Linked DNA regions of Mus musculus: region 2 is linked to region 1. The links are chromatin loops, found by intact Hi-C in ENCODE. Cell type or tissue: left cerebral cortex. All regions are shown on one strand.

What was found. A loop is a pair of places that touch in the nucleus more often than their neighbours do. Peaks named below come from ENCODE experiments on the same cell type or tissue, not always from the same donor. Only the 100,000 strongest peaks of a DNase experiment are listed, where the experiment ranks them.
Region 2: a loop joins it to region 1, with 4 times the contacts of the local background. A loop is called at or near these places in 6 of 42 quality-filtered maps.

Annotation. Positions count from the first base shown.
Region 1 is chr5:101,666,953-101,671,952 of GRCm38, forward strand. No RefSeq gene overlaps it. Among named protein-coding and RNA genes, the nearest start is that of Nkx6-1, 4.7 kb to the left of the region's middle. In left cerebral cortex, a CTCF peak has its summit at 2,719 (motif pointing left); DNase peaks (open chromatin) are centred at 74, 1,356 and 2,666.
Region 2 is chr5:100,817,250-100,822,249 of GRCm38, forward strand. It overlaps Abraxas1 (BRCA1 A complex subunit), which reads right to left and starts at 3,686. Exons shown (of 9, transcript NM_172405.3): 1 at 3,582-3,686; 2 at 1,268-1,358; 3 at 713-749. The coding sequence starts at 3,668. In left cerebral cortex, a CTCF peak has its summit at 2,493 (motif pointing left); a DNase peak (open chromatin) is centred at 3,708; H3K4me3 peaks cover 1,365 bases; H3K27ac peaks cover 756 bases.

The DNA.
Region 1 (5,000 bases):
ACAGTGGCGGGCAAGCCCCGGCTCTGTTTCTGCCGCTGGAATTTCAATGCCTCTGGCTTCCTCACAAACTACTCTCACTCGGACCCAGCATTTCCTCCGTGGCACACGATCAGCCAGAGCTCGAATTTTGGGCCTCCTGCGATCTGCTCATGTCCACCGGGAAAGGGACTAGGTAGGAACCGAGAAAACCGAACCTAAGTGTATTGGAAGTTCTTTCCTCAAAAGTAGCTATCTTTGTAGTTACTGTAATGGGGAATGGGTTGGTAAATTGATCGGTTTTTTTTTCTATTGAGAATTTAGTATCTGGTATTGGGGAGGGGGTGTCAAAAAAGAAAATAGACCGGAGAGAGACAGACAGAGACACAGCGAAAGACAGAGAAGGACACACAGGGACAGAGAGACAGAGAAAGACAGAGAGATAGACAAAGAGAAAGACAGAGACACAGAGAAAGACAGAGAAAGTGGGGAAGGGGGAGGAGAGAGAGAGAGAGAGAGAGAGAGTCAACTCCAACTTAACTGTGCTCCGTAGTTACAAAGCTGGTTTTGAAATGAAGACATCTCATCCGTTGAGTCTCTGTCATTCATAATTCATAATTTAAATAGTATGATTCCCAATTCTAACAATAAAAAATGATGGGGACTGTGTACCTCGATCCTTAAGGGGTGTCTAAATTCTTCAGCGGCAGCGGCAATGGCAGCTTGTTTTCCGACTCATCCCACCCGCCTCTGAAGAAAGGCGGGTGCCTCTAGCCAGGTGCTGTCCGGGATCTGCCCCCAGGATCCCAGGAGTGTGAGCTGCTGGGCTCAGTCGGGAAGAGGTCACCCTGCCCTCCACTCTTCGGCCCGGGGTTCCAGGCGAGCTGCAGTGGGTGTGGCAGGGCCTGCCTGCCTTGTGGGCCCAGGGTTTGCTGCTTTCAAACCCTCTTGGGGCTCCTGATTGTTTTTCCTTGGGGACCTCCTAACTCTTGCGCACACTTCCTAATAAAGCCGGGGCCCTTCCAAACAAGGAGCAGAGGAAGAAACCGACCGGCTCATCTCAACACCACGCTTCTATATGTATACAGCTATATATTGGAGAGGGCAAGGCTCTACTTGAAAGCGATTGATTTGCATTTTAATTAAAAATAAATGAAAGCTGTTGGGCAAATCGGAGGTTGCAGGAGGGGGTCACAGGGAGAGGTGTGGAAGGTGGATCCACCTCTTGGATTTTGAGCCTATGGGGGAGCGGTGAGCGGGTGCTCAGGTTCCCTTGCAGCCTGCTCCCGGAATCTGCAGCTTGAGGGATCCACTAGGCTCCGTACTCTCCCTTGACCTTTGAAGCAGCGCGCAGCGCTCCACGCGCAATAGATACTTCTGCTTTAAGAGAAAGGAACTGTCATTAAATCCAGGGTGACACAGGATGAATGCGAATGAAACCTTAGCTAACTGTATTTAGGCTCGCAAAGATGCCAACGGTTCTGCTCCGAATATATTAGTGTGGAGGTGCTCAAGGGTGCTGTAGAAAGGCCATTGCTACAAAAAAGGAGGGAGGGGATTATGTGTGTTTACAGCAAACCAAACAACAATAAAGCCCCCACACACTAAACAACAAAAAGTCTCTTCTGAACTTGCTTTGTCGAACCCTCTAGAAGATTTTAACCACTTCATTTCGCCGAGCATTGGGACCTATTCGGGCTGAATAAAAGAAAGATTAGTTTTAAGTCAGTGTTAACAAAGTGAGTCGAGCTAGTTGCTACACAGAAATACAAGGAAGACCCAAGAAGGTCCCCCAAGATGGCCTAGCCTGGTCTCCGGAGCAGACAGGGGGAGAAAAAAATCACGCGTGGATCTCTTTGCTGCGGCTAAGTGTTGTGATGTGAGAACCGGACCTGAACCGAAGTTCTGCCAAAGGTGAAGAAGACGATTAGGAAAAGAACTAGACTGGGGTCAACTCATGCTCCACAGGGCAACAAAGGCCCTTGGGGACTTTCCATTCCGTGCTCGCCTGTGAGGAACTGCCAGCAGATGCACGGTGGGTTCTTCTACCAAAAAAAAAAAAAAACCCAGACCCCTCTCCAGAATTTGCCTCAGCCTCCCTGGGGACAACTCCCCCCACCCCCCAAGCCCAGCAAAACAGCAACAGCAGGCGTAACCAGAACTGGGGTGCCTCACGGAGGATTTCAGAAGACCCCAGAAGGTTGGGAAAGGGCAAACACAAAATGTCTAGAAGTGTCTGCGACAGAGTAGGTTTACATAGGACTGCAAATACATCGCTTTTTGAACAAAAATTACCCCTCTCCCTGTCCCCCCCCCCCCGACCTATTTGCAACCCTTGGTATGCAATCTTGGTTTGAAATATATATTCTGGAATGTGGCAACAGGTGGAGAATCATATGCTTGAAAAAAAATAAACGTCTATTGGTTTCCAGAGTTAACTCACTGAAAAAACGCTAGGCCAGTCTGATGCCTCAGATTTGATCTGATGTGAACAGCTATGATATATATATAAGGATGAGCAACGAGCATGCTTTTTTGATAGACTCCATAAACCGGTTTCTCCCGTGGGAATGCGCGCCTGAGTGGGTGGGTGGTGGTCCTTGCCGCCGTCTCCCGGTGCAGTTTCTTATTCTTTCCTACAGAAGGGGGGGGGGGGAGTTATTTATTCCCTAAATCACTGGGCCTACGCGCTCTTGTGAAATCCTGTGCACTTATCGCCCTCTTGTGGAATAACACATTCTTAGCATTTCTCTGACGCCTAAGGAAGAACCGGAGGTTTCAATGGCATAGGTCGCCTGTGCATAACCCTCGTGGTATTTGTTGGCATTTGCTTAATTTCTATCTGATCTGCCAAATATATAGCGTGAAGGGTGAATCTTTTAGCTCTTGCTTTAATTCAGGTACCAATCGAAAATAAGCTATTTAGTTAGTTCGTGTTTCGGGATAGAGTTTCTTTGTGTAGCGTTAGCTGTCCTGGAACAATCAGCAATGAGTATGTATGTATGTATGTATGTATGTATGTATGTATGTATGTATGTAGTACGTATTTGGGTTTTTGAAACAGGGTTCCTCTGTGTAGTTCTGGCTGTCCTGAAACTCACTCTGTAGACCAGGCTGATCTCGAACTCAGAAATCTACCTGCCCCTGCCTCCCCAGCACTGGAATTAAAGGTGTGCACTTTGGAGAGTATATCTTATAAACATCATCTGTCAGTATAAAAGCTGATGGCCAGTGAGCTGAGGCAGGAAATAGGAGGTGGGAAACTGGCAGGAAGAGAGAGGATTCTGGGAAATAGTAAGAGATAAAAGAGTCTAGAGACAGACCAAGAAGACAGAGTAAACCAACAGGAAGACACTAAGGAAGAAGCAGGCCAGAACTGAAGGAGAGATAACTAACTACATGGTAGACATAGACTAGTTTAAATGGGTTAAATAAGTTATGAACTAGTCAGGGAATGAGCAAAACCAACAAGAACAACAAAAAAACAAAACCAACCAACCAAAAAAATCAACAACAGAAAACTCAAGAGAGAGCAGAGGTTTAGTTAATAGAGGAGCAGATATAAGACGGAGATGCTTTATAAGCAAAAGCAATTTGCCTCGAGATGACTTGTCTGTCAAGGCTCCTTCCTCGATCTTCTCATTTACCATCCACCCCTTCCAGTAGTCACTTCTCCTTAAACAGACCATGCAGTGACAGAACCAGCAGCTAGGAAGTGCTCAGTGCTCTAAGTACTTGACAGCTCTCATTCAGCTCTGCCAACCAGGCAACAAAAGCATCCCACTATGCAATCAGGTTGCAGAACAATACATTTAAGAATTCTGCTGTAGATGGATAAGTAAGAAGTTAGGGATTTTTATACACACACACCTCTCAATCTGGCTGCAAAGCCATCCATAATTTTAATTGGCATATTATACTGCTCTTCTGTAATAGAAGAAAAAGAGAGAAAAAAGAAGGAGAAGGAGGAGGGGGCGAGGAGAACGGAGAGGAGGAGGACAGGTTGAAATGTATGTGAAAGCATGGGGCTGGTGATGTAGCTTAAAGGTAGAATATTTACCCAGCATGCCGCTCAAAGGCCTGGGTTCCATGCACAGCTCAGGAAAAAATAGAAAGAAAGAAAGAAAGAAAGAAAGAAAGAAAGAAAGAAAGAAAGAAAGAAAGAAAGAAAGAAAGAAAGAAAGAAAGTGGCCATCACTGGAAAGAGAGGCCCATTGGACTTGCAAACTTTATATGCCCCAGTACAGGGGAATACCAGGGCCAAAAAGGGGGAGTGGGTGGGCAGGGGAGTGGGGGTGGGTGGATATGGGGGACTTTTGGTATAGCATTGGAAATGTAAATGAGTTAAATACCTAATAAAAAATGGAAAAAAAAATAAAAAAATAAATAAAAAAAAGAAAAAAAAAAAGAAAGAAAGAAAGAAGGGAGGGAGGGAGGGAGGGAAGGGGGAGGGAGGGAGGGAGGGAGGGAGGGAAGGAAGGAAGGAAGGAAGGAAGGAAGGAAGGAAGGAAGGAAGGAAGGAAGGAAGGAAAAAGACAGGGGGGAAGCACATAATAGCAGCTTGAATACTGCAAATCGGCAAGTGACTCTACCTTTTCATTACAGCAAAAACATAATTCACCATGTCTTGGGCAGGAAAAATATTTTTGGACCATATCAAATAAAAATTTAGTCTCTGGGGGCTGGAGAGATGGATCAGCAGGTAGGAGAACTGACTGCTCCTCCAGAAGTCCTGAGTTCAATTCCCAGCAACCACATGGTAGCTCACAACCATCTGTAATGGAATCCAATGTCCTAGTGTCTAAAGACAGTGACAGTGTGCCCACATACAAAAAATAAATAAAATAAATCTTTTTTTTAAAGAAGAAAGAATTTAGTCTCTGAAAATAAATGATCTTGGCTTATAAACAAGTCAAATATCTAAGTTTCAAAGAGATTTTATTTTTTTTTTTGTTATTTGTTTAAGTCAGACCACTTTTTGTTTCTGGTTCTGTTTCTGTTTCTCTTTCTGTGGTCCGGGGTAT
Region 2 (5,000 bases), 850 kb before region 1:
TAATGTAGTTGCCCGGAAATACAGGTTCTCTTAATCCTTTGCTGATCCAGAAGGCCCTTCAAGAAGTCTTTTCTAGGAGGTTCCACTAAGAACTCCCCGTTCAATGACTAGACCTGCACGTCCAGTGTGTAAGAAGGGCTGTAAGCAGACTGACTCCTTCCTGCTTTATCAGTCTGAGAACACCCCAGGCTGTCTTGTCATACTTTCTTCCCCACAGATCCCTCTTTACCACGTATGCCTTGTAACTCCCACCGTCTTAGACATGTATACACTGTGTGAGAGTGTACGACACTCATTCTTTTTCTCCTGTGGCTGATATAAATCATAAAACAGTCTTTAAAATAACACCATCCTACGGTTGTGTCTGTTTGCTTGGTGACTGTTAGTGACATTAAAGTACCTGTCAGTCATGAGTTTATATATGCAATGAGAGGATTGTGTGTGAGAAGAAAAGGCAATTCTCAGAGAACACTGGTTTTTCAGAGGCAGTAGAAGCCAGCTAAGGGTAACACAACTAATGAAATTACAGATGCAGTTGATGTGGACTAGTGTACCTTAGATACTGAAAAAAAAACAAACAAACTTCTATGTAACCAAGACACTCAATTACCATGTCTGGTTATGAAGACACTGTTAGTTTTTAAAATTATTTACCTTGCAAACAATTGTCACAATGGATAATTTACTTGTTTTTACTAATACTATTACTCACCTAAAAAGCCGGTAGCATGGGATATATTTCTGAATGTCTAGGAGAAAAAGGATTTCTAGTCATGAGTGTATTAATTGCTTGCCCACTGCCCACCACCCTGAGGAGCGTTTGGCCTCCCGCTAGCTAGGAGCTTCACTATGCAGAGCTCATCCCTCTTCAGACCACCCTAAGACAGACCACGCTCACCCAGAAATCAAGTGACTCCCAGACATGCAGGGCTAGAAATCCAACCTGGAGTCCCACCTGGAACTGCAAGTGTTACACTCCCTAGACAACAGCAAATGTGTAGAGCTGTACTTCTGATCCTCCTGCCTCTACTTTCTTAGTGTGAGGATTACAGGTGTGTACCACTGCACCCACACTTTTGGTTTTTTCTTTTCTTTTCTTTTTTTTTTTTTTTTGGAGTGCTTTTCAAAACATTACCGTATATATGTTAACAGTTTAAACACACACATGTGTATATTCCCCAGAACAACTAAAATATAAGAGTGAAAGTAACACTTATGCTGCTTGTCCTCGGCATGCAAACTACCAAAACAGAACTAAGTGACTCACCAATTGTATAAACAACTTTAACGTTGTCCATCTGTGAATCAGTAATGCTATTCTTGGCTTCACCTTTCATTTCACCGAGGAGAAAACCTTCCTATGAGAGTAAACAAAAGAAGCAGTATATGAAACACACTGGCTAGGGTCAATATTCTATCTCCTAATCATATCTTCTCAGAATTTCACAATATACAAATGTGTTATAGGTAGTGGGCACATGGGTAACTGGGAAAGGCTGAGAGGGAGACAGAGTGGAACTGATTTGTTTGTTTGTTTGTTTTGAGACAGGGTTTCTCTGTGTAGCTCTGGCTGTCCTGGAACTCACTTTGTAGACCAGGCTGGCCTTGAACTCAGAAATTCGCCTGCCTTCTGCCTCCCAAGTGCTGGGATTAAAGGCGAGCGCCACCACGCCAGGCTGAGTAGAACTGACTTTAAAGGGCTTGGTAATAGTTTGGGAAGGCAGAGAGTGAAGCACCCCTAACTCAAATGCATAAAAGTTTTAAGTCTGTTTAAGAGCTCAGCTGAGCAGTTTGTCTTGAAGCGCAAGGCTTCTGTGGACAGTTGTAACAAGAGGGTAAAGTCCCACAAGATAATCCAAATGAGCAGCCCAAGTCTGGATTTTACACATATTTCTGAGTGTCAGTGGAGGTTTCTTAGCTATGGAATGCTAAAGTGATCAATGTTTTCAGATGTAAATCTGTCTAAAAATTATTAAAAAAAAATAAAGATTTGTAATTCAGTTACATCTGCTTCCCAGTGGGTCTACTGTGTGCCTGTTTTCTTTTAAAATACAGGCAGCCTTTTGAGTTTTTGTTTTGTTTTCTCATTTCAGTGACTCAAGTTTTTTCTTTGGGTGCATTTAAAGATCAAGTGAACTCTTCTATTCATTAAAATTGGTTTATAATGCCCTGCCTCCATTTCATCAAAATAATCGAACGACCAACCAAACAAACATAGGAATGTCCCAGTCTTTTAACAGAATCAAGTGGGTAAAAATCTGCAATTGCAAATGTTCTTGATTTTGATACTCCCAATGTTAAAAACTAGGAAAAGTACCAGTCAATTCTAAGTACAATTATTCAGAAACCAACTCTAAAAACTTTAGTTGAGCTGGAGGGACGATTCAGTCATTAAGAGCAGTGGCTGCTCTTGCAAAAGAACAGGATTTAGTTCTCAGCGCCCACATCTTTATCTCCCATTAAGTTCCAGGGGATGTTATGCCCTCTTCTGGTCTACTTGGGCACTGCCCATGTGTGATCCACAGATGCTCAGTAAATGACTCTTCAAACAAACAAACAAAAGTTAAAATATCTGAGAAACTAGGGTCAAACACCAAGATGTAGTGTACAAGGGCTAATCCTATAAACTACAGACTTAGGGCAGTTTACTTATGTTCACGCTAAACATCTTCTAAAATAAGTCCCACAGATACACACACACACGTGTTTGTGTTTAGTATGAAGTTTGTGTATCATCCTCCCGTAGAGCCATGCTAATGTATCATCCCATTATGTGCTGCCCGGTGAGTACCTCGCGCATTCAAAGATGTCATTTGTTTCCCCCTGGTATTTTGATGTACTGCACATCAAAATCATTGTACACTCCTATCACTGGGACTGTGCTGAGAAGCAATTTAGGCAACGCAGATCTGACACTTAAAGCGAAGGACTCAACAGTTCAAATACCTTACTCCACACTGTTCAGTATGGTGCTCTCTGCACTGTATTCGTGCAGACCCCAAACTCATTTTAGATGTTTCTAGTTTCTTTCTTTATGTTACTAAGAACTTAATACAAGATGCTACTGCCAGACCTCAAAGTTTTACGGTAAGTTTTTAATCTACCAAAAAAAAAAAAAAAAGCCTTAAAATTTGTTTTCAATGTCACTCACGGGCTTCGAAAGGAGGCAAAGGCTTAAAAATGCATTTACACATCTGATCCTGGACAAGGTGCGTTTGTAACGGAAAGTAGCACAGAAATAGCCGGATCTTACAGCCTCATGCCAGGGTAGCCCTACAACTAGCCAGCCCCTTGCGGCTGGGTGCGGGGTCTGGCTCGCCCCTGCTCGTCCTCCCGAGCCTCGCGACGCTCACGCGCTGCGAGTAGGACCCGGCGCCGGGATCCTTCGCACAGCAGGGTAGCGAGGCAGGTAAGCTGCCCGACTTTCGTCGCCGAGCCGGAGGCCCCGGGGAACTTTCCTCCAAGCCCAAGGGCGAGCAGAGAAAAAGGGCCCGGATGAGAGCCCGGGAGGGCGCCCTGCTCCGCGAACCCACGGAGCGAGCGGGGACTGCGGGCGGGGTCGGCAGCCGCGCCCGGCTCACCGTGTCTGAGTCTGTGTTGAGATGATGGAAAGTGAGCGCGCCGAGCACGAAGCCAGACAGCACCCCCAACGTGCTCTCGCCCTCCATACTGCCGCCTCGGTCGCTGCCGCCACAGCCACTATCGCGGAGCATGACGGGAGGCTGGAGCGTAGGGGCGGGGCTTGAGCCTGCGCACCGGGAGACGCGGGTTGTAGGGAGCGCGGTGTCCTCTAGCCGGGTAGGGTGCTTCTTTCATCAGCTTGGCTGAGACACCTGCAGCATGCATGGAAAACACTGTTTATGCATAGTTTAAGGCTACTAATGGTTGTAAAAATAAGAATCGCTTAGCAATATTTTAATACCACGGATATGTCTTTTTGGGGTTTCCACTGCCCTTCATCTATTGGAACTTATGGAAGATCAATAACCAGTGGTGGGTGGGAATTATCTTCTCTAGAGTATTCCCGCTGTGTTGCGTTATTCTGTCTGTGTGTATTTGATTCTTTGGTTTGTTTGCTTGCAATTATAAAGTTATGAACTGAGTCTAGTTTAAAGACTATGTATGTTTATAACATTGTGAAAGTTCAATGATAAGCACGAACATATTGTGTTGGATCATTTGATATGACTAAAGTAAGTGAGAAGGTGAGGGATTGACATGTATTTCACACGTGTCATACACAATTTAAAAAGCCGATGGTTTTTAAATAATTGAAACTTGGCAAAGTGGCATGCTCCTGAATTGCATTAGTATTGCATGTCTCAGTTTTGTTGTGCAATAGCCAGGATTAGCTTGTCAGTGGCAACATGGAAGAAGTCACAGCTCCACTCTGTGGTCACTAATAGCTTGTGGAGTTCTCCTCCCCCTAGGAAAGGAGAATTTATAGAATACATATGTATAGTGCCGGGCGGTGGTGGCCCACGCCTTTAATCCCAGCACTCGGGAGGCAGAGGCAGGCGGATTTCTGAGTTCAAGGCCAGCCTGGTCTACAGTGAGTTCCAGGACAGCCAGGGCTACACAGAGAAACCCTGTCTCAAAAAACCAAAAAAAAAAAAAAAAAAAAGAAAAAAAAGAAAAACATATGTATAATACATATGTATTATAGAATGTGTATGTATTAATATATATTCCGTGGTACTATCATATGTATCACATATATAATTATACATAATACATGTAAAGGCCCATGGTATTTAGTTTTCATTACATGAGCTAGCCACCAGAGTTCAAGGCTGGTTGTGACAGGAGAATAAAGACAACAGTCCTAGATGACAAAGATCCTACCCAGCACGTACATTTCCCACCCTTTGACCTCGGCACCTCCCCCCCCCTTGTGAAGGAGTTCTCATGTACCCGAGTTCCCTAATATGCAAGTTTGAGGGGAGAAATAGTTTCCCACATCTCAGAATACAAAGTCTTGAATAAACCCGATTTCCTTC